Linked DNA regions of Mus musculus: regions 2 and 3 are each linked to region 1. The links are chromatin loops, found by intact Hi-C in ENCODE. Cell type or tissue: left cerebral cortex. All regions are shown on one strand. Links, peaks and the distances in the headings refer to the core of each region. The heading gives the core; the rest is flanking DNA.

Region 1 (7,945 bases), core at 1,613-6,612:
TTGTTGTTAAAAATTAGTCAATTGCTTGGCATGGGACAAAAGTTAGCTGGTTAAATACAAGGAATTGGCAGTTAGGTAGATTACAGAATCTTTTTCCCCTCACAAATAACAAAATGGGGATGTGGTTAGATATCTAAATGGATGACTAATTCTATATTCTGTTTCTGGTATAGTCTGAGCGAATAAGATATATAGTGCTGCTGAAATTCTGTTCAAAAAGAAAAAAAAAAAACCTAACACTGAAGCTGATATAGCAAAATAAATAAATAAAAAATGAGGAAGTGAAAATAAATTCTTTAAGTTTGTGAGGAACTAATGAACTAAATGATATAGTAATGGTTCTTCCTGTGCACATTTTTAATGATATCAATCCACTGATCCCTGAATGTGTGGGGTCTTTTGTTGGTTTGCTTGTTTTGTTTTTTAGGTTATAAGCAACTAAACATATTTTGATATATCATATCCATCTCTATTGTCTATCTGTCTATCTATCTGTCTATCTATCTATTGATCTATTGACCTTTTATCATCTCTCTATCACCTAACATCTATCCATTCTTTCTGTCTCTCTTTGTGTCTCTCTCTGTGTCTCTCTCTTTCTCTTCTTTTTTTTTTTTTTGTCTTCTGAAATCATCTCATCAAGTTAATAAAGAAAAGATAAAAGTAGTTGAAAATTTGAAATTCTTATGACATTTTACTGGTTGAATTCTTCTCATCAAATTAATCACAATTACCCTGATTTGTTTGCAAGAAAATTACTAAAGTTTATTCCTGTCACAACAATAAAATTTTCTGCTGAAAAATCATTTATCAGCATCTTTTTATATTTAAAAATACTATAAGAGAAAAAGACTCAAATTAAATCACACTATTACCAATGGGAGCTGACCTTTTTAAATCAAATTTGTTTTAACAGTATTTTCTAATACTGCCTACACCCCATTTTTAAATGCAGCCTTCCAAGAATGTTGAGCTTTGTGCAGGAGTACATATGCATGCAGAATTTCAAGGAACATTTTATAGATAAATATACTCAAGACCAGCTCTAGGTAATGATAATGAGAACAGTACAGATTTTAAATGGCTGCAACTCTCAGACTTGACCTGTCAAGTCAACAGACAGTTGTTCTTCAAGCATAGTGTCTTCAAAAATGTTTCTAAAATGACATTTAGGTATTAGAAAGTGCGTTTTATGAGAAAGAATCTGCCTCCACATTTGCATTTTAAGAAACCTTGACTTACACCCTTGTAATATATGACTAGTGATTATATGTGACATTAGAATATGATTAAATGAGTAAAAACTGAATATAGAGACAATGGTTTATTAAAGGAAAAAGAAAAAGCTGAAGAAGGAGGAGGAGGAGGTGATGGAGGAGGAGGAGAAGGAGAAAGAGAAAGAAGAGAAGAAGAAGAAAAAGAAGAAGAAGAAGAAGAAGAAGAAGAAGAAGAAGAAGAAGAAGAAGAAGAAGAAGAAGACAAAGACAAAAAGAAGATGAAGATGAAAAAGGAAAAGAAAAAGAGAAAAAGAAAGAAAAAGGAAAAGGAAAAGAGAAAGAGAAAAAGAAAAAGAAAAATAGAAAAAGAAAAAGAAAAAGAAAAAGAAAATGAAAAAGAAAAAGAAAAAGAAAAAGAAAAAGAAAAAGAAAAAGAAAAAAAGAAGACAACCCAGGTGGTAACAACCAACATAATGCTATGCTCTGGAAAATAAACCAAGGATTATTAAAAAAAAAAAAAAAAGCAAACAAAATTTCTAAATCAAGAAAGTCTTCTGAATTTTTGAATGTTGTTATGGGTGCAATGTGGATAATATAAATTCACACTCAGAACATGAAAGTGTGTATATTTGCATCTGTGCATTGCAATTTGATGTAGAAAATATTTAAATGTTCTGAGTCATAGTTAAAAATTGATGTAGGCATAACCTATTGTATAATTTTCAGAAAATATTTCAAGTATAATTAAGTATAGAAACAGATTTATACTGAGGAAATTTAGTGGTCTAGGAGGTAAATTGATATTAGTCATAAAAGGAAGAATAAAAATTAAGCTTACAGTCAAAGTCAAGGACTCCTGATGCAGAGGAGTTAAATTTGGATGTATAACTTGATCCATTGGGACTTGCTGCACATCTAACATAACTGTTTAGATTGGCTTCAATAAATATATTTAAGACAAAAAAATTGAGACCTTTAAGCATGAAGGGATATTGTGAAGACATTATTTCTGCCTTTGTGGAGAACAGAAATTGAAGGGGAAAGTCCAGTTTATGGCGGGAAAGTGACTTCAATAATCTACACACCACACATCACTTTAAAATTGCATGGTGCTGATCTTCAGTTGAATTGCCTACGACAGAGTTACAAAGTTTGAAATTGACCCAGCCTAGTTAACATCTCCAAGAACATGAAATATAAATTGCACAGATGGAGGACCGAGCTAGAGTAAAAAATTTCATCCTGAAGTCACACACGAATCATCGCTGCTACTCAAATCTATATGGTGAATTGTGTGGAAGAAGTAGGCATGCATTCAGCTTCAGTTTTGTTACAACCTAGAAACATATTAAAGTACATGGGGGAGAATTTCTAGTTTCTTACAGTAGTACTTAGTGGAATAAAAGCAGGATTTGGACTAAAATGACTTCTGTTGCAGGGTTAGTTTACCATTATTATTCATTCAAACTTTATTAAAAGTCTGTCATGAGTTACATTTTCCCAAGTAGGTGTGATAAGATCTGATAAGCATACACTGTAAAGACTGCATGAATTAAATAGCATAGCATATACAGAAAACTGCCTCTGTCCCACTGTCAAGGCTAGTAACATATACCAAGTAGCTCAAGGCAACATTGTAGTTTTCGATGATTTATTTATTTTTTCTGTATTCTCATCATGCCCAGCACTCTTTTCTTTAGCAGTACTCCTAAACATAGCCTAGCATTTCCCTTCTTATCCATGACATTTCATTTCTAACTTGGACACCCTCTAAAATATCTTATCTCCCTTTTCACAGTTGGCCTGTCATATCTAATTCTTCATGAAATATATTTAGTGCATTTTAAATATATAAACATGTTTGTGTTGTCTTTCCATTGAAATTCTTATTTTGCCTCCATATTCTTGTAAAACAATGCAAACTGAATATGTTTCTAATTCATTTTGTTATGTTTTAGTTTTACTGTAATTTATTCCTTCAATTTCATGGACCCTTCTTTACTTTCCAAATATTTCAACTTGGTATACCTCTGTCCTTTACAGTATGCTTCCCTATAGTGCAAATACCCATAAGAGAGAGAGAGAGAGAGAGAGAGAGAGAGAGAAATATATCACCTTTTATTTGATCATTGAAAGTGACATCAAGAATTTTATTTTTACATTTACCTATTCAGAATGTCATTGTAAATTACTATACCTGGTTATTCCACTGTAAAATATTGAAATACTTCAATTTCATATATATGTGTATATATGTATATATGAGATTGAATACTGTATATATATATGTATATATATATATATAAATAAATGTATATTATTTTTCTAAACACAAGTGTTTCTTTTATTTCCTATTAAGCCTTGATGCAAGATTATCAGAGTGCTGATAATCACATAACTTAGTAGCAATTCCCTAAAATTATACTGTTCAAGTATTTGTTAAAGCATGCATCCATGAGAAAATGGGTAAATTGACAAAGGCAGCGTGTAGATGGTTGAGACTGTAAACCAACTGTTTCTGGGAGCCTGGAACTTATTAATGGATCCTTAGCATCTAGTAGAGTCCCATTCCTATAGCAAGAATTTCATCCATTTCCGAGTTATATTTCTGGTTTGTAGTTACTTTTGCTAAAGAGCTGGAACTACACAGCAAATTGCAGATCATTTCACTCTCTTCTTGATCTTTCTTGAGTGCTTTTTGGATGGAGAAAGTAGAGAAGATTTTCCTCATTTTCCCTTTTCATTTATTATCCTAGCAGCCCTGTTTGATGTTTGACCAAACAATGCCATCTGCTGTTTGTGCCTAAAATAACATGGCTGTCTGAAAAGGTTCTACTTATAGGAAGCAGATCCTTTCCATGTTTTGCTTCATGGCTCCTAACCCTCAGAACTGGTAAGTAACCTTCACCGCTCCGGTTCCAGCTATTGGTATTTTTCTCTATCCTTTTCCTCCCACCCCCATTTTTTTAAAGGAGAGGATAAGAAATCATAAAGTCAGTAAAGGCGAGTGCCCTTTAAAGGCCATGGCCTCTTTATCATTGCAAAATGTGCTCCACAGACCCATTAGGAACATTTTTCTTAAAATCCATGAAAAAAAATGGTTTCCTTGAGCTACTGTCACAGTCCAAAGCAGCACATTATAATAGATGAGCAGGCTAAGGAGGCAGTCACAGCTCCAACTTCATATTAGCAAGAAAAAGTCAACTTCTCCTAAATCAAAAAATACACACCCACAATCAGTAACCTCTTGGCAAAACTAAACATAAAATTAATTTAGTTTTGGCTTCCTTGTTTACTTGCCTTCTTATGATGCAAAGAAAATAAAGATAGCTAGTATGAGCCTTCTGTCTGAATGTGAATCCCTTAGAATCATATCCATTTTTTGAGATTGATTATTTATGAAAATATAAAATATAGATGACAGAGTTGTTTTTCAAATTATTTGGTGGGATTAGAGTTGTTCAGTACCATGTTTGTGTTTTTATAACAACTATTTGTTTAGCTAAATGCTTAGCCAGAGTGAAGAGGAGGACCACTGAGTCTCAGACTCCAAATTGCTCTGTGTGTGATTCTTCTGATTATGCAATCAGAACATTCTAGCTCTTAGAAATGTGCATGGTATACTTCAAGTAGCATCCTTTGTGCATATACTATAATATCTGGGGCCCAAAGACCCTGCTCTTTCTCTTCTTCTCCTTTTCTTCAAGTTCACAGGACACCAAATGATTAGCTCATGTTTTTCCTTACCTCAAAGCTGTTATTTTGTTTTCATATTTTCCCATAGTAATTGTTCACAGTAATGTTTTTGCTTAAAGTAACTGAAGTTAGTATCAGATGAGAAACTAGGCAACAAAGTGTATCTGACAATAAATTCCTCGGTCCTTTACTGCATGCACCCACTAGATGCCAGCAGCAATCCCAGAAGTGAAAAATAAAATGTCTTCCAATATTTCCAGACAGCCCCCTGTAGGACCAAATTATCTCCAGATAAACAGTGCCTTAACATGGCATGAGAAGTATTCACTCCAAGGTGCTATAGCATATGATTGTCCAAGACTTGTTTACTGAGAGTCTTACTACAGTAACAATGGCATTCTGTTTTACATTCTAATCAGATCATCCTACATTTCCCCTTCAGATATTTTTTTTCTTCTTTTGGCTTTGAATTCCTCACTCAGATTATTTCATTAAATTATGTCCAACCAGAACCTATTTACCATAACTAATTCTATTCTCTTAAGATTTTTACTAATCCATTCTTCCCCTAGTGGTCAGTAAAGCCAAGATTAAACTTAGCAAATTTATTCATGAATGTCAATGTTTGTCTAGGTGGCTACCTTATTTATTTACTCAAAAGTTTCTTAAAGAGTAAAACTGGATTCCATCTAACTATTTAGTAAATAGTTGTTATATTGAATTATTGATTATATAACGTATTTAAATTTTAGTAAGGAGCCATGTAGATAAACCAATTTTGCAATAATTGATAACTAAAGGCTATTATTAAAATTCAGGAGAGCCAATATGACTTAAGTTATTTCTGTTATCAGTAAAAATAGTGAAGAATGGACTGGATGACTATTTCTTATAACTCCCCCCCAAAATATAAAACATAAATGAATTAAGAATGTAAAAAAATGAATTAGATAATAAGCATTTAAATAAGTTATTGAAAGTAGTGCAGATGATCTATTTCCTATGTATGTATATACATATGTGTGTGTGTATATATATTTATGAACACACTATATATACATATATATGTATATATATATATATATATATATATATATGATTTAAAAGAAAGAGGTGGCCTTAAAAATGTTGTTTGTAATCAGTTTTCAGTTACTTAAACAACCAATCCAAATGAAAAACAAATTAAAACTCAGAAATATGTCTGTGCAATGTTTTTCTGTGAAACTAGTGTAAGTTTGTGTGTCTTGTTTTATATTCTGTGCTATTATGGTGACAGAAGAGATAATAAAGAGAAAAATTAGAAGGGTATTTAAATATTTGATATTTGTTTTTGTTTTCATTGTATCAAGTGTTTTATCATTGTCTAATCATAGAATCCTACAGTTCAAAAATGATTACATTCTATGCACATAGATCTATTACTGTAGTACTTGTAGATCTGTTTCAAATTTAGAAATAATATATTGGACTGGTATCTCTCTGTGTGTCAATTCGTTATGTGTTTTTGTAAGTGTGTTTACTGTTGTCTTGGGATAAGACATCAACTTCTGTTACTAAGATGAAAGAATTAAATTCAGTTCCTCAGCAAGTGTTCAGGAAAAATGTCTACAGAAAAATTCTTTGGATGTAGGTTGCCATGGTGTCACGTATTTGCCATATATCTTAAACACCAAAACTACAGTCAGTTTTTTTGTTCTGTCTCACATAAACAATAGACAAAACAGACAATGGAAGAGCCTAGATGCAGGAAGAGAAAATAAAATACCAGAGAATCTTCAACAGGTGAGGACTATGACTGTGTCTATTTCAGATTCATTTTCACAGGAGTTTAGTTTATTACTAAAAGGATATTGCCACTCAAAATTACATTACTGTTGACTTATCTTTCAGGCTGTTGGTCATCACCTGACTGGTGTCAAATGGAGACATATTCGTGTTATTAACATCAATGAAGAACAATGATGTGATAAGAATCAATGAAAAATGATAGTTCATAAAAAAAAACTATACTAAAAACTCCAAACAGGCCATCAAGCATACTATCAAACCAGCCTTCATATTGTATATTGAGGAAAGATATTTCAGAAGATTGGCACATATTTTAGCTTGCCTTAATATGAAATGGGATGAATCCCTTCAGACTTTGAATTGGGAATAGTAAATAAGGATGAAAAGATAAAAACAAATCCAAGCTTGTCAGATTGTGGTAATCAAAGTAGCCCAAAGGAACTCAATATGTGTATATTTTCTTTTATTACCAATAATTTGATATAAATGCAGATATCTGCATATCTATATGTATATTTATATATGACATACATATTAACTAAAAAGTGATTTGTTTTCATGAACGTATCTCTCATATATATATATATATTTGTTATATATATGTGTGTGTAGATACATAGATAGATAGATAGATAGATAGATAGATAGATAGATAGATAGATAGATAGATAGATAGATAGATAGATAAAACAAATAATGGGTAACATTTTTTCTGTCCCTGTCCAGGTAAGTGAAAAATTTTGAACAAACTAACAAGTTCATCCAAAATGAAAGTCCTTAGCAAGGCAGACAAAGAAGAATCTGATTTCAGAAAGTTGGTAATGCAGTTAATGGCCTTGCTGCCTTTGCTTCCTTTGGATTGATGACTAGCTGGGAGGAATTGATAGTCATTAACCCCCAACTGCTCATTAATCCTTAGGAAATGCCTTGTGCCAAGGTCATCATTGCCTCCATAGGCTGAAAACAAACAAAGCAACAATAGCACCCAAAAGGCATATGGATTTTTGTAATGAGTAATGCAATTTAAATTGCTATGTGAAGCAATCTGAAGAGAATAAATAGCATGTGTACAAAGTCATTCACATTGTAAAAACCACCTTCCAATATTTCCCTCAGTACCTACTTCCTTGTTCATTATTAAAGAGTACACAGCTCCAATTTCCTAGACAGTAACCAAAACCATAAATATATATAACCCCTAGCAAAAATCATTAGACATATCTAGGATTCATTTTATAGTAGCA
Region 2 (7,945 bases), core at 1,475-6,474, 140 kb after region 1:
GGACCCTGATATAGCTATCTATTGAGAGGCTATGCCAGTGCCTGGCAAATACAGAAGTGGATGCTCACAGTCATCTATTGGATGGAACACAGGGCCCCTAATGAAGGAGCTAGAAAAGTAACCAAGGAGCTAAAGATGTCTGAAACCCTACAGGAGGATCAACAATATGAACTCACCAGTATCCTCCACCCGCAGAACTGTGTCTCTAGCTGCATATGTAGCAGAGGATGGCCTAGTTGGCCATCAATGGGAGGAAATCTCCCTTGGTCTTGTGAAGATCATATGCCCCATTACAGGTGAATGCCAGGGCCAGGAAGCAGTAGTGGGTGGGTTGGGGAGCAGGGCGGGGGGGAGGGAGGGTATAGGGAATTTTTAGAATAGTATTTGAAATGTAAATGAAGAAAATATCTAATAAAAAATTAAAAGCAAAATGGCAAATAAAATGGCTATCAGTCTTTGATATCTTGATTTAAGTTTGGAGAAATCAAATGACAAGATATTTGTAAAATCTATTTTATTATTAAATGTGTCTGTTTCCTGATGTGATTATCTGTGTACTACATGGGTACCTGATGCACTCTAAGCCACAACAGGGTTTTGATTCCACAGGACTGGAGTTACAGATGGTTGTGAGTTGTCATGTCGGTCCTGGGGATTGGACCCAGATCCTCTACAAGAGCAGCCAGTGCTCTTAACTTCAAGTCATCTCTACAGCTCCCAAATTGGCATATATTTAGTAATGTAAAGCCATACTAGGACAAAGTGGCTAGCAGAGAAATCATCAGGGTTGACTGGAACAGTCATTTTTTTACATTCATTAACTCTATGATACGAAAAGTGACTGAGCCTAGCTAAACTTCCCTTTCCTGTCCTTTGAAAACTATAATCTTATTTACCTGTAAACTCAATGTTTATAGAAGACAAACCATTTAGAATGCACTTCATAATCACTTAATAATTAGCATATACTATTGATTTTCTTCTTAGCATTAATGCTGCTGTTCTAAAGACAAACTGACAAAAATCACATATAATAATCCATTGGCATGGCAACTTTAAGATGGAATGCAAATGGCAATCTTTATTGTTCTACAATAATAATGAAAAAACCTACCTCATATTTTTTTGTCTGTCTGAGAACCTTTCGAAGACACATACAAACTTTGCTTGAAGCATATCATTGCACCGTAGTGTTCTCAGCATGGAATTCAAGTACAAAAAAGTAATCTTGTTTTTTTTTTTCTTTAAACACATGCAAGCCTACAAAAAGTAATGCTGCTGTCTTTGTACTTGATAAGCAACCTCTTGTTTTCAGAGAAACTGCTAAACAGTTATTTGAATGTAAGTACAGTTCCCTCTTTTCAGTGAAGAGGCAAAGGAAACTGTGGCATGTTATTTGGAATATCAAGCCTGGGTAAGGAAAATGAAGATCTCAAGGAAAGGGCAAGTGAGTGCCACAACTCTATGTGCTAGCAAATTACATTAAATCAAAGCTGAGAGAAGCATGGTTAATGCAGCTAACCAGAAGTGTGGGTGTTTGAGATTTAAAGGACATCTCCAGGGATCTTTTGTTCTTGTTTTAATTTCCTCATCTTTCAAATAAGCCGGCATTTCCCTCCCCCCACCACAGTCTCCCCGAGTACATATCTGTTCCTAAGGACGAGAGGAACAGTGCAAAGGAAACATTGACGTAGATGAAGTGGTTCTTCAAAACTCATGGGCACAGATGATTTTCAGTTCTTGAGACAGATAGTAAATTTCAATACCTATGTAAAATATAGCATCTCAGATAAGTATCAACATAACTAATACCTCTAGTATGGTAGAGTATGAGTTACTTAGAGTATGAAGTGCCAGTGTATAATCCCCTTCTGAACTACTGGATATGACATAGATATGGATGATAGTTTTTCTCTCCAAGTATACAAATTGTGATTCGTAAAATTGCCTATATTACCTTCTTGCATCTGTTATTGGTCCTCAGTTTTAAGTGACGGATGTTCTTGACTTTTAATTCTATTCCTTTCAAGCAAGCACTAGTCTATGAGTGGGCATATGAGTGGTGATGTAGGAATTATTTAATATCAATCGGGATTTCTAACCCAGCTTTGATTATTCATTTCCCAGCTAAGAGACCCAAAACCTTTTATACTTATGATAAGCCTTATGCATTAGAGCTGGGCAGATACCTACCCTTTATGCTATTATCTCTACTTCCCTGCCAATAACCCAGAAATATAACTTGCCATATTCATCCTGGGAGTTTACTCAATTCAATTTAAGAGCAGCCCATGAATAATATGGCATAGTATTATAACAGAAAGAGCCTTTTTATTTAAACTAAAGGGGAATTGTTGAGTCTTGGTCTGTTGCTATGTGTTACAATGCTAAATACTGCCTATTTTTGAGTCAAGAACAAGAGAATGCTCTTATACAGCAAGTGATGCTATGTGACCTTGCACATTAATTTAAAACTATTGGTTGAATAAAGATGTGGACGAGCTATGGCTGGGCATAAGAGAGGTAGGTGAAGTTTTCAGTTTCCTGGCTTAGGCTCTGAGGAGGACCATGAGAAAAAGAAGTAGGAGATAGGAGAGTAAGCCATGGAGTAGATGAGTCATGAAAACATGACCATGATGGCTGGCCAATTGGAGTTAAGAGCAGCCAGGCAGAATATGGTAAGTCATATGTGGGGTTATTGGCAGGGAAGTAGAACTAAATGATCAAAGACGGGATAGAAACCCCCATTTGTGATTAAATTATTTCTCCAATAGGGCTGTGCTAGCCTGTGAATAGAGACCTTAAGATGTCTGTGAATGATGGGACACACATGTGGATCTTTCAATGAGTGGTTGAAAAAGTGGAAGCCAAATGCCCCCAAATGAGAATGGTGCATGTGGGAAGTCTACCCAAAAAGGACTGAGGTCCCTGTAGAGTTGTGAACAGCTGGGTCAGACTGTGCCTGACTTCCATAGGCTTGTAGGACTTTTCGTTTATTTCTGCTTCAGTTCTTCATAGCTATTTTTCCTCTTTCATTTCCTGAGTAGCTAATTGCTAATAACAAGGTGCAGCTCATCAGTGACGTAAAAAAGTCTAATATGTATGAACACAAATCAGATGTTCAAGATGAAAGCAACAATGCCATCGATCCTATAGATTTTGCTGTCAAAACTACAAACTTACAAAGGACAAATCTTGAATTACATCATCCTAAATTTGGAAACTCAATTTCTAATGCCCTTTTCCTTTGTCATTAAAAAATAACCACTTAGTCACTTTTCTTAATCTCCTTTTCTTCTTTAGACAAACATCTAGTCTTTATTTCACAGTGCTTTTATAAGAAAACATAATTTGGGAGGGATTGTGATCATGTATGTAGTTTCACCACTTGGAAGCAGATATAGGAAGATTACCTCATTGCCATTTAGAGTCCTGGGACATCTACATATTAAGTTCTAAGCCAACCAGCACTATATAATGAAACCCTGTCTAAAAATCCAAGAAGAAAGGGGGCAGTAGGAGACAAATCCTTTAACAAACATTTAGAAGTATATAAAAAAAAAAAAACAAAAAAACAAACAAAAAAAAAAAAACCCTGGGGCTGGTGAGATGGCTCAGTGGGTAAGAGCACCCGACTGCTCTTCCGAAGGTCCAGAGTTCAAATCCCAGCAACCACATGGTGGCTCACAACCATCCGTAACAAGATCTGACTCCCTCTTCTGGGGAGTCTGAAGACAGCTACAGTGTACTTACATATAATAATAAATAAAAAATCTTAAAAAAAAACCCTGATAAATGCATTTAATGCATATTTTCAATTGTATCCTCATCACCCATACTATAGTTATTCCCATAATATAGTTGAGAAATTTGGGGTTAAGAACGAAGAGTGTGCTGAACCAGTAACATGAGGCTTGTCTAAACTTGGTTCTGAGATTTATTTATGCCTTTATATTATGGACTTTTTAGAATCATGTTGTATTTTAATTAACACCAAGCAACTGAGATACATAATATTCAATGTATGGTAGCTCATAATACAGATGGGGCTATATTCTGGGATATATAGGTTCATTCCAAAACCCTTAGTATGTCAAGCTAGTGGGGGAAAGCAAAGAGTTTTTGTATCTAATAATACAATGTGGCTTAGTTAGGACAGTCTACCCATACTTTCTTTCAGGTGAGTATCTGGAAATATTTTCAGGAAAACAATTAAACAAGCAAGCAAACAAAAACAAAAACAAAGCAAAACAAGTGCAACCCTAAAGGCATCCTGGGAGTGGGGGGTTATGTAGGTAGCAGCCTCCAATGGCTGCCTTAAACTCCACAGTGATACTTAGAATCTTTCACATTTCTTCTCCACAAACACCTAGGGAATGTGCTGTGCCTCATCCCTGACTGGGCTGAAAGGGCCACAGGAGCCTTACAATGAACAGTAGACAGAGGGGAATGAGACTGAGGCCTTTAATACAGACAGAGCCTCTGTCCCTTCTTGGCTGCTGTGAAGAACAGCAGGGCTGGACCCAAAGTGATGGCGCTGTGCCTGCAATGCACTTTGGCACATTCCAGGATATGAAAGGCTCTAATGAGACCCATTTCACAATTCACCAGCCACGTGCATTAAGCAGGCAAAGAGACCGTGCTAATATCCTCACGATATATCCTAGGGTTTAGGTCTTCAACAGGGTAGGGTTTCCTCTGCAGCTCACCTAGCCAGATCTACCCTCACTTCTTGTCCCATGCCAGGAAAATAAGCTAAGTGAAAGGCAGCAGCATTCTTGCTTAAAGGGACAGGATGCATTTCTAACTGCAGATCTGTCTTGGGTATACAGGAACCTTCTAGAGACTTGCAGTGCATGCTAATCCCTGCACTGATTCAGAGAGGGAGCTGCTTCATAGTAAAGCCATTGTTCTTTCTAATTGTCAGAGACGGCTGCTCTGCACTTGCCTGGAGCGATCCAATTAACATATCACCACAACACCAACCATTATAATATGTTCTGTGTCCTACCAACAAGGGAAAGCCGAACCCGGCTTCTATCCACAGCTTCAGTCTAATTAGGTCTTTAATACGTAAACAGAAGGGGGGAAACAGGAAAATGGATCGAGTAGAGTACTATATGCCTGAATTACTTTCTGCCACAAGTGACCCCTTAGGGTAGGGACACTTTTGTTATTAATGGGGGATAACTTGAGAGAAGTGAGGACAAGAGAGAAGACAGACAGAGAAGAAGGCAATGGCTTGAATGAAGGCTCACAGGCACGGATGGAGAATGGGTGAGAGGGAATGCCTGCTTGATGCTTTGGGGAATTGAAAACATGTAACTTCTGCTGGAAACGATTGCCATGGCAACGTTCAAACAATACAGAGAAAGCCTTCATAGCTCCATTCTTGCCTTCCGGAGCACCATTTCATAGATGTTAACTCTTTTTGGGTGGCTTCTGACTTTGAGAGGCACCCAACCCAAGTTCCCTCACAATCCATTAGAATGCTGATTCTAGATTAAGTGAGTCTCTCTAGGGATTAGCCAATAAACAAGTAACATTCTCTCTATTGCATTATAACAGCAGGTCAGGTTTATCCACTCTCTCTCTCCTTCCCTCATTTTTTTATACTATCAACCAAAGATTGTGAAAAGTCTGCACATCTGAGATCTGGCTGCAAAAATTCAGGAGAAAGAATTCTTTACGCTTCCAAAGGTCCCAAAGCTTTCTTAGAATCTTTGTCTTAATTACTGAAATCTACACCTCAGTACCAAGCTATCATTAAACAACACACATCCTTTGTCATGAGAATAAATGTCTTAATATTTTACAGTGGGTTCTTGATTTAGTAACCAAAACATGCAAATAAACATATGCATTCATAATAAGATCTCAATCAAAATGGCTTAGGCTATATGTACAGGAATAGATGAGGCTAATAATTATGAAAGTATATTAGTTGTCCAAAGACAGATGATCTTCCCATTCTAAATCTGTGAACCCTTATGCAATACCATATCCACTTTAATAATTGCTTTCCCTTTGCATTTCTTATTATTACTTCTTCAAGATCGGTGAGATTGAACAGATGAGCTACTCTCAAGGAAACAGTGTGCTCCTGGCAACTTTAGTTTGGCAAGAAGGAATCACCAGATTCAGCACTGACTCTCCCAAGTAAGTCCTCCCTGGCACCTTCCCATTCTCAGCTCCTCAGGCATTATCTCGTTAGCTAGTAGAGAATATGCAGCTGTATTGGAAATCTTGAGATAAAAAACTTGTTCATAAGATGAAAAGGAAAAGTGAGATGTTCTAAACACTGTAAAAATCACTATCAACGTACTTTTATCTACTAAAAAAATTACGACTATTCCTAATTTCTAAGTAGAAGATATCTAAAATGAGTAGAAAACATTTCAGTGAATATTTAACAAAACATTAATATTTCAAATAGTCAAGACATTCATTACTAAAGATTGAAGAATAAAATTCAAACATAACTCAGTTTGATCTTCCCTTAGCATTATCCTTCACCTAAATTAGTTTATTCTGTTGGTTTTTTGTTTTATGTTATTTCTGGTGTTGTTTGTTTGTTTGTTTGTTTGGAGTTGTTTTTGCAAGAAAGGAGAAGACATCATTTCAAAGCATAAGATCAAAACAACTGGGTTCAGTAAAAGCTGTTCTTGATATAATGTGAAAAGCAGCTACACTTTGATAGGAAGAAGAACCTCAGCCCTTACACCCTGATTCTCTTTGCAAGAGTTTGTATTCAGGTAATCTCCATGCTCGAAATCCATAATCTTTGTGGTAGGCCTTCCAGAGTGGGAAGGCAAACCTTACCCAGCTTTGAATACTGTGCAGTGAACAACTTAATTTGGGAGAGTAATTACACTATCTGTGAGTGATGCCTGTGAGGAATGTGTCTGACAAAATCTGCATTAAGCATTTAATACGAGTGAGATAAAATATAACACTATACTACATATGCCTATGTTAAAAATGGTATTCTCAAGGACAGCTACCATCACTATTTCAAAAGGCCAAACAGGAACCATAAATGTACTTAGAAAATTGAACAAGTTAAGGCACCATTGCTTGTTAATCTATTTGTATCAACTTATTGTAAAAATGTACAGGTAGTACAATTTGAGAAGTGATGATTGAGAAATATATGTATACTATTATTAAAGCAGAGAAAATTTCAATAAATTTTACAAATAATGCTAATTAGAAACCTAGACACTGGAGAAAATTATGTGACAGTAATTCTAATGGCAGAAGTATTTTTAAAATTTTAGCTTTTATTAGAAGCCAAATTAAGACCATGTCTTAGCTCCGTCCACTTGTTTTATTTATTTACTTGTTTATTATTTATTTATTTATTTATTTATTTATTTATTTATTCACCTTATATCCCAGTCATAGACCCTTCCTTTTAACTTGTTTTTAGGTTCTGCCAAAATAAATTTCTATTGTCTCGGTGAGTGTTAGAGATGAGAAAAGGGATATCATGAGGTCTTTATCTAAATTGAGTGGGTGTAGCCAAGTAGGTAGATACATTGCAACAATGACAAGAGCGAGCATGTGATAACCAAGATGTTTCTGAGCAGAAGAAAGAACACACCTATGTGTCCAGATAAAGATATGTAAGAGTCTAGGAGAATGCAGGTTTTGAGGCTTGACATATGAAGCATATGCTTGGCCAGTGTCATGTGTCAGCTACAAAATTCAAGTCGAAGCTAGCCAGATCTCCAGAGGAGTGAAATTTTTAGAAAAGCAGGAAGACAAGAGAAGGTATGACCATGCTGGTCAATTGGTTACAATCAGGAGAAAAGCATGGAGTTCAGTTTACAAAGATACTCACAGATTATAGAACAAAAGCTTTATTCTTAGAATAATGCTTGTAAGAGAATGAGTGACAAACTACACTGAAGAAAAGTGTATTGTTAAACACAATGATGGA
Region 3 (7,945 bases), core at 1,832-6,831, 150 kb after region 1:
CCAAAACTCCTGATTAGCAGACACAGCATACTTGCAGGGCAAGTTTTCCAGACAAAGCCTGTACTTGAACTATAAAGTAAGGAAAATCTCAAGACATTTTCTTCTCTTCTTACTTCTGTGCTTGTTGCACTAAGTTGCAGAGGATCAACAACTTTGTATAACTTGACTTGTTACATGATCAAGAATGGTGAATTAACAACAATAACCATGCAAATCATAAAGGACTAAAAGACACACACACAAAACACAAGATGAGAAAGAGAGAGAGGGAGAAGAAGGGGGGAGGGGAGGGAGAGGGGAGGGGGAGGGGGAGGGACAGGGACAGGGACAGGGACAGGGACAGGGACAGGGACAGGGACAGGGACAGGGACAGGGACAGGGACAGGGATAGGGAGGGAGAAATATATAGAAGCCTCCATAAAGTTCTCAAGGAAAATAATTTGCACATGTGTTTTCATAAGTTGGTAAATTCCTACAGAATCTGTGTTTCCCAACAGGAAACATGTGCCTAGAGAAATAAATTAGGGAAGTGCTTTGCTGTAGGCTACCTTAGTTAAGGAATAACAAGAAGGATAAGAACAGATGATGGGAGCGAAAGAACAGACATAGATGCTGTTAGCAGAGTGTTTCTGGTTTCTATTATCACCTCTCTAATATAAATCTAACTCCACAGATCCTTAATGACTCTCTAGAGTCTACCACTCAGAGCAATAAACGTGCCCAGCACTAACAGGGCACTCAGGAGGCAGCTGCCTTCTATCTCCTTTGGGATATTTCAGACTTGTGGATCTTCTGGGATTTAAATATTTTAAAGCCAGAGTTTTGTGAACCATGAGACAGACAGAGAGAGGATAAGAGGGAGAGAGGATAAGAGGGAGAGGGGATAAGAGGGAGAGGGGAGGGGAGGGGAGGGGAGGGGAGGGGAGGGGAGGGGAGGGGAGGAGAGGAGAGGAGAGGAGAGGAGAGGAGAGGAGAGGAGAGGAGAGGAGAGGAGAGGAGAGGAGAGGAGAGGAGAGGAGAGGAGAGGAGAGGGATGTTGGCACTTAGAAATCTTGTTGTCTACACTGACAGAAGTTTACTTCATCATCTCTAGATCACTGTGCCTTTCTCTCCCAAATAAAAATGGCAGCTGTGAGCCTCATATATGTGCCAGATTTCTTCCTAGTTTGGATTCAAAACTTGTCTGCTTCTCTGAGGCTTGTGTGAGTCATCTGTCTCAGACTTGTTTGGTCATTAACCAAGGAATTATGGTTTCTCTCCTGGCCTCAGTTTCTTCTTTGCTTAGCCTGTGTGATATAGTTCTAAAGTTACCTGACAGTTCATGGTTCTAATCGAAGCCTCCAGAGAGAGGTGGGTGTCATAGGTGGGGGTGAAAGCATTTCTGTATCGCAGACAAGCTCTAAGACTCTGACAGAGGTGGAGGAGGGGGAGGTGATCCTGTAGGTCCCAGCCTCTCAAATCACATGCAACATTCTCTTTTATTTAATTATTATTTACTTTTGTTTGTTGGTTTGTTTGTCTTCATTGACTTCTTTCTTTCAAAGCAAACTTGGTCCATGATAAGCTTTGGTACTCAACACACAAATTGTTCTTTGGTATTCCTTTCTAAGTTACCGCAGGACGGTAAATGTCTGCCTTTTCTCTCAAAAGCTGTATCTTAGTGGTGTTTGGAGGGTTCCTCACAAAGCCTATGCTAAATATTCAGGTCCTTTACAATCTGAGTGCCACTTCTCTGAAAACCAAGGGAGTCTGAAGTTACAAGGGGTGGGGTGAATGGGTCCTCCTTGTTTCAGTCACAGTTTCATCACTGAAGCCCCCAGGGATGCAAAGACCACATTTAGACAAGGGAGTGCAGGAAGCGCTCTACCACTTCCTCTGCCACCGCACAATTCCCTGTTATGAATTAGCCAGAAGCCATCCTTCACCTGCTTGAGTATCTTAGTTTTGTGTTAATACTTCTGTTGATCTGCAGTGTCGGGTTGGATAATGAAATTTAAATTGGGCCCCTTCGATTTCCAATAGCCAACATTTGTGCTGCTAACTCTGGGGTTTCCTGGTAACTTAAATGCATTCTAGAGTGTCAATCACTAGCATCCGCACCCCACACTGCAGCAGCTTTCATGGAGAGCTTTTTTTTTCTTTCCTTCTTCTCCATACTGAACACTTGCAAAGGCATTTGCGTAGAATGCAGACAACCTGCATCATTATAGCAGTCCAGCTTATCAGTGAGCACAGCTTGATGGAACAACTGCGTGGGCCACCCTGTCCCTCATTTTCTTGTTCCCAATAGCCGGGTCCTTGAAAAAACCACAGTGAGGGGGGAGGGGGAAAGAAAGAGAACCAGAACACTAAATTAATGAACAATTTCTGCCCTGATAAATAAGAAAATTAGGATCACTCACTGTATTTCAGCACAGCTACATCCCGAGGGAAATCCAGGTGGTTAAGAACAAGAAAGAATGCACGGTCTTGACACCAAAAGAAAACGAGAAAGAAAACACACAAAAAAGGAGGTTGGTGAAGAAAAAAAAATCCAACTGCAATTATCCTTCAATTTTAGTCAACACGGGCACTGATCCAAGGGTCCTCTGCTGATTTCTTTCCCAATCAATGCTTCCTTCTTCCACGGTCAACTTTTCTTCAGTGGGATTTCTTTGCAGATGTATTATTAATTTCCTCTCCTCTTGTGGGAAATTCCAAAAGAAAAAAAAATATATATATATCAGGTCTTTACTTTTCTAAAAAAAGCCCCAAACTTTTCATTCCAAAAATATCTCCTTGGCGTACTTTCTCTTTTACAGAGAAAAATGAGCACACTTTTTCTTTGTGGATCCTCAGTTCTTCATTTCCAAACATCCTTGGGGGAGGGGGACAGCTATTTTATGATTATTTATGTCAGAATACACCAAACCCCGCAGGTCTGACATCAGCTTATTTCATTTTTCCCCCCAATGCTCTCCGTGTGGCCATATACACATTTATGTTACGATCCAGGTCTCACAAGAAAAAGCTTCATTCTTTCTTCTCTCTGGCACCATCACCTTATCCTCTGCGTTCTGCTCCAAGAGAGAGCTGCGTCCCGTATCCTTCATTTTAGCAAGGCACCCAAAAGCCACCTCCTCCGGGGGTTAAAAAAAAGGAAAGAAAAAAAAAAAGAAAAAGAAAAGGAAAAAAAGAAAGAAAAGAAAAGAAAGAAAGAAAGAAGAACAAAAAAGTCTTGTCTTTACATCCTCGATTCCTTTCCCCAGCTTTCCCTTCGGAGAATTTAGGGATCAACTGCCCCCACCGGCTACCCTTCCGGCCGGCCCCTTCGTCAAAGATCTGATTAGATTTCTCATCACAACCCAGTGCGCAATTGGATTTTTGATTTCAGCCACCCAGCCACCTTCCCCCCTCGCCCCTCCAAACTCCCTGTTAGATCCCGTCGCCTTCCCTCCACCGCCTCTGCGATTTCATAATCTCACGTTAAATGGAGTGCGGGGGGCAGGGGCGGGGGAGGGGGCGGAGGTAGAGGAGGAAAATTTCAAGGCTCCGTCAGCTGTCAAGAACAAACCCGTTCCGCCCCCGGTCAGCTACTTTTTTTTTTTTTTTTTAAGGCTCTGGGTGGCTTTCACTGGGTCCCCTCCCCCACTCCCAGCACTGGGTACAGGTCCTCCAGGTATAGCTGAACTGGGCGATCAGGGCAGGGATCACCGGAGAGACGCTCGATGCGGTCCCTCGCCAGCGGCCCCTGCCAGCACTGGTGTCCCCTTCTCCATCATCCAGCAGTAGATCTCGAGTCCCCAAGGTTGTGGAAGTTCAGGCTAGGCTTTTATTTCAAGCAGGGAAAACAAAGTGAAGGGGCTGACGTGGTGTTAGGTAATTTTAAAAAGGAAAAAAAAATATTCAAAAAATATATTTAAAGAAAAAAGGGGGGGGGGTAACGAAACAGGAATGAAGAGGGTTAAAAAAAATTCTCTAATCACTGGCTCCTCTCATCCTTCTGGAATGAAACTGCAGCTTTGATCTCATTTCCAGCTGCGTTGGGGACGGTCTGGAGCCACAAGTTGATTCCTCTGTGCGCAGCCGTTCCCGACGCCCGCTGGTCCTCCTGGAGGAGATTCGTCCTCGGGCGCGCAGCTGCTCTGCGCCGGTCTCAGTGCCATAGTCCCGGCTCCCCTTCCATCCACTTCGCGGTGAACTCTCTCCCTCTCCTCTCTCTTCTCTCTTCCCAGATAAATGAAAGCGCTCACTGAGCGGTTGGCAGCGTCTGCCAGTCTAGACTTTCCACCAATGCCAGGTCCTGTTACTTAGGGTCCTGACTCCCCAAAGCGTTCCAGGACTGCAGTCCCTTCCCCTCCTCTGGCCCTCTTTCTTGCCCCTTTCCCTTTCCCTTTCTCCGCTAGAGATCAGTAAAATACAATTACCCAATTACCTCCCATCATCTTAGCAGTGATTGGTCAATTGCATTAACACTTGAAGTCAGGGAAAAAGGGATTGGAACCACTGAGGTGTAGCACTGCTGCCACCTGGAGGGGAGAGTCGGAAAAACGCCGTTTTAAAGCAGCCCCTCAGCGTCCGAGGCTTGTAATCAGAAAAAGCAATTCAGGCTGTGTGGGAGTTGTCAATTTTATTTTTATTTTTTATTTTTTTTAAAGCTTGCTGGTTTTCATCCCGAAAGCTGAGAGTTTTAAGGTACAAAAGAGAATATATTGAAATCAATTCACCACTTGATTTAAAAATTATCAACAAACACTAAGCTTTTCCTTTCAGATTGATGGTAGGAGCCTCTCTGGGAAGTCCAGCACGCTGGTCCCAAGGTAGGGATTAAGACTGCTCTCCTTTGGAGAATTGGTTTTTCAGGAGGAATCCAGGGTAGGTCAGGAGCTGCCAGGGAGGGAAAGCTTGGGGGAGCAGGGTAATCTCTCCAGGAGGAAACAAGTGTAAAGGCTAGATAGGAGCCTTCAGTCTAGGCAGTGTTGCAGTAAATTGGCCTGTTCAGTTTGTACAAGACATTCGGGACAGCTTGACAACTCAATTCCAGCATCCCTCGCTCCTGAATGTGGGCTTTTCCATCACCCCGTGTTAGAAGAGCACTTGGCAAATTTCACCTCTACTGCCTTTCCTAAGAAGCGGGGACCATAGAACAATGATAAAATAGTTACATATTTTGACATTTTTCTCTGGTATATAATTATCACAAAACTCTTTCCATTAGCTACAGTCAGTCATTTTTAAGTCTCCCAAGCATATTTGAGATATGAGGTCAAATGAAATTTAAAGTGATGATTATAAATATTAGCGACTGTGCCTGTTGAAAGTGAAGGTAAATAAATATTTTTGTTTCATTTCTCCTAGGGCCTTTTTTTATGGTGTATTTGGTCATCTGATTTGTGTGTGTGTGTGTGTGTGTGTGTGTGTGTGTGTGTGTGTGTGTGTGTGTTTGTGGTTTTGTTTTATAACATTCCAAATATCAGATACCACTCTTGGCTCAAACAGAGTGTGCAAATGTTTAAAAAAAATTATGGCTGGGAAATAAGATAAGAGCTTTTGTGTTACTACAGGGATATCAAAGGCCTATCCAAGTTCATGACAAATGTTCTTTTCCCTTTTATATTATATGCAAACCCCTATATATTTAGTTCTTTGGAGTTCAAAAATGTATATCTATACATTTCTTTGAAGGCGAAGGAGAAGCGGTAATATGGATTTCAGATGTCATCACCTGCAAGGGAAAATACCCTCGTCGCAGATTCAGCTTCATTTGCTTATGGTTTCTCAATAGGTTTGTGAGAGCATTGATGTAGTTGTTACACATGTACAATGTGAATTTGTGAAGGAGTTAATGCTTTTATATTTAAAAAGATGTTACATGGCCTGATTCACAAACACTAGTAAGCCACTGGTTATAACGTCAGTTTGTGTTGGTCAAGCATCATTTACTCACTGGGGAAACATTGGAAAATTCTTTCCCTAGATGCTCTGGATGGGTTCAGAGAAGTTGCCCCCCCCCCATTTTTAAAAGTAAATTGAAAGGTATTAGGAATTCTTTTTAGGGAAATAGACAGCATAGGGAAGATCAACAGTATGGTAATTCAAACCGAGGTATACCAGCTGTTACTAGACACCTTTATCACCCTTCAGAGTTAAGTATTCTCTTGAGTGACATAAAAGGAAGGAATGATGCTAAGTAGAGAATCAAGGAAGATGTCCTAGTTCTGCTTAGTGTCTCATTGCCTATCTACAGTACCAAAGTTGCCTATTTGCTCTACACGACACTGAACTGGTCATCTGATATTCATATTTGCATTCATAGTCAATTATTAATCACGCTTCTGTATGATGTTTTGCAGCCTCTTTTATGCATCACTTTATTTAATATTCAAACAGCTGAACGATTTTGAAGGCAGGCAAAGTGAAATGTCATGATATACTTGGTAAATGACAGCCAAATATTGAACCCAGATCCAGTCAATTTCACTTCTTCTAATTTCCCATGAATTCAAGTTTCCGGTCACACAGAGAGCAGCCTGTCATATAGAAAACAGTCATGAACACACTGGCTCTTATTATCAGTGTGGTTCCCCGGAGGAGAGTTTGTAGTTCTGTAGAGATGGCACTGTTTTATACTGCTGGGTGGTCTTCGTTAAAGTGAACCGAAATAAAGACTCAGCAAGGGAACGCTCCTAAAAGCACACATGCAAACTTAGTTGAGACACACAAGTGTTTATATATAAATCCATCAGGGATGTCAGTTATGCTTAATAGATACATGGGTTTAAGATCCTTCATAAGCTGTCTTTTAGAAGAAATAATTGCTTAGTAAATAAGGCCTTCCATCCTCATGCTTCCAGCGCATCAGCTGTTCTGTTCAAAGCCCTGTCTAGAAATGAAGGTCACTGCAGTGAGACAACTTGGGCAGAGGGAAGGTGATGTCCCCAAGGTGGTTTTTCTTCTATAGATACACAGAAGTCCACATTTTGATCTTCTGATGTTAAGATCAAATAAACTTGTCATATTATTTCTCTCTGGGTTGGTGACTCTGAGCTGGTATAATCTTTAGCAAACAGCAGGGGACAGCATCTTGTAATCAGAAACACAAACCAGTAAATAGCATGAATTCAGTAACTTTGTTTAAAAATAAAGAAAATAAAAAGACTGTGTATATCATGTTGCTCACTAGATTTAAGGAGTGATTTTCCACAACTATAGGCAATTTTGTCAGTGCACAGTATATATTTTTAGGTCTAAGTCATTATTTTATGGAACAAAACCTGAGAGTTCTCTCTTTTAGTCTCAAATATATTATAAACAGAGAATAATCATATCAAGCTTGCCTCTGTAATTCACACAAGCTGATATAAATTAAGCCTATTAAATTAACTTAAAATTTACTTTAATATTAAATGCTATATTGTTATGGTCATATGTGCTGTTAGGCAATATAACACAGACAGTGCCTCAGGACCAGAAGGCATCTCAACAAGCGTATATTCTTAGATTCTAGTAATACAGATGAGGATACTAAAGTGCAAGTATATATGAAGACAGCTGTTTATTTCCAATACATTCCTTTGATGATGGAAACTCCAAAATGCAGCATTTACCCCATCTAGATTTACTGCTTGTTCTCTCTTGGATTTTAATATTTGTCTCAGTTTTTTATCTTGCCTGTACAGTCCAGTGTACATTCCCATGTTACAGTCATTTGATGCATCCCAACAAAGAGGGGATTTAATAATCTCCTATTACTGCCTGTCATTATGGAAGACATCACTAATTCCCATTCACCCCATCTACCTGGCAATGTGAAAATATCTCCTTTAGCTGTCTTTCCTCATCTTTATGGACCTGACTGGGGTTGCTTGATAGGCTCCTGCTACTCTTGTTGTTTGTTTGTTTGTTTATTATACTTCTCTTTAGTATTAGTTTGGGAATGGAAAAGCAAATGAGAAAGAATGAAGAA

The links. Peaks named below come from ENCODE experiments on the same cell type or tissue, not always from the same donor. Only the 100,000 strongest peaks of a DNase experiment are listed, where the experiment ranks them.
Region 2: a loop joins it to region 1, with 2.7 times the contacts of the local background. A loop is called at or near these places in 5 of 42 quality-filtered maps.
Region 3: it touches region 1 in a loop (4-fold over the local background); 5 of 42 quality-filtered maps call a loop at or near these places.

What each region holds. Positions count from the first base shown.
Region 1 is chr2:97,610,997-97,618,941 of GRCm38, reverse strand. All of the region lies in intron 8 of Lrrc4c (leucine rich repeat containing 4C), which reads right to left. Among named protein-coding and RNA genes, the nearest start is that of Gm22313, 380 kb to the right of the region's middle. In left cerebral cortex, for the core only: CTCF peaks have their summits at 4,014 (motif pointing left), 5,226 and 5,451; a DNase peak (open chromatin) is centred at 4,028; H3K27ac peaks cover 594 bases.
Region 2 is chr2:97,475,725-97,483,669 of GRCm38, reverse strand. The region is part of intron 6 of Lrrc4c (leucine rich repeat containing 4C); the gene reads right to left. Among named protein-coding and RNA genes, the nearest start is that of Gm22313, 240 kb to the right of the region's middle. In left cerebral cortex, for the core only: a CTCF peak has its summit at 3,685 (motif pointing left); DNase peaks (open chromatin) are centred at 4,550, 4,970 and 5,286; H3K4me3 peaks cover 1,108 bases; H3K27ac peaks cover 2,095 bases.
Region 3 is chr2:97,462,878-97,470,822 of GRCm38, reverse strand. Lrrc4c (leucine rich repeat containing 4C) reads right to left here. Exons shown (of 9, transcript NM_001363047.1): 6 at 2,403-2,683. Among named protein-coding and RNA genes, the nearest start is that of Gm22313, 230 kb to the right of the region's middle. In left cerebral cortex, for the core only: a CTCF peak has its summit at 4,507 (motif pointing left); DNase peaks (open chromatin) are centred at 3,442, 3,584, 4,443, 4,877 and 2 more places; H3K4me3 peaks cover 3,054 bases; H3K27ac peaks cover 3,039 bases.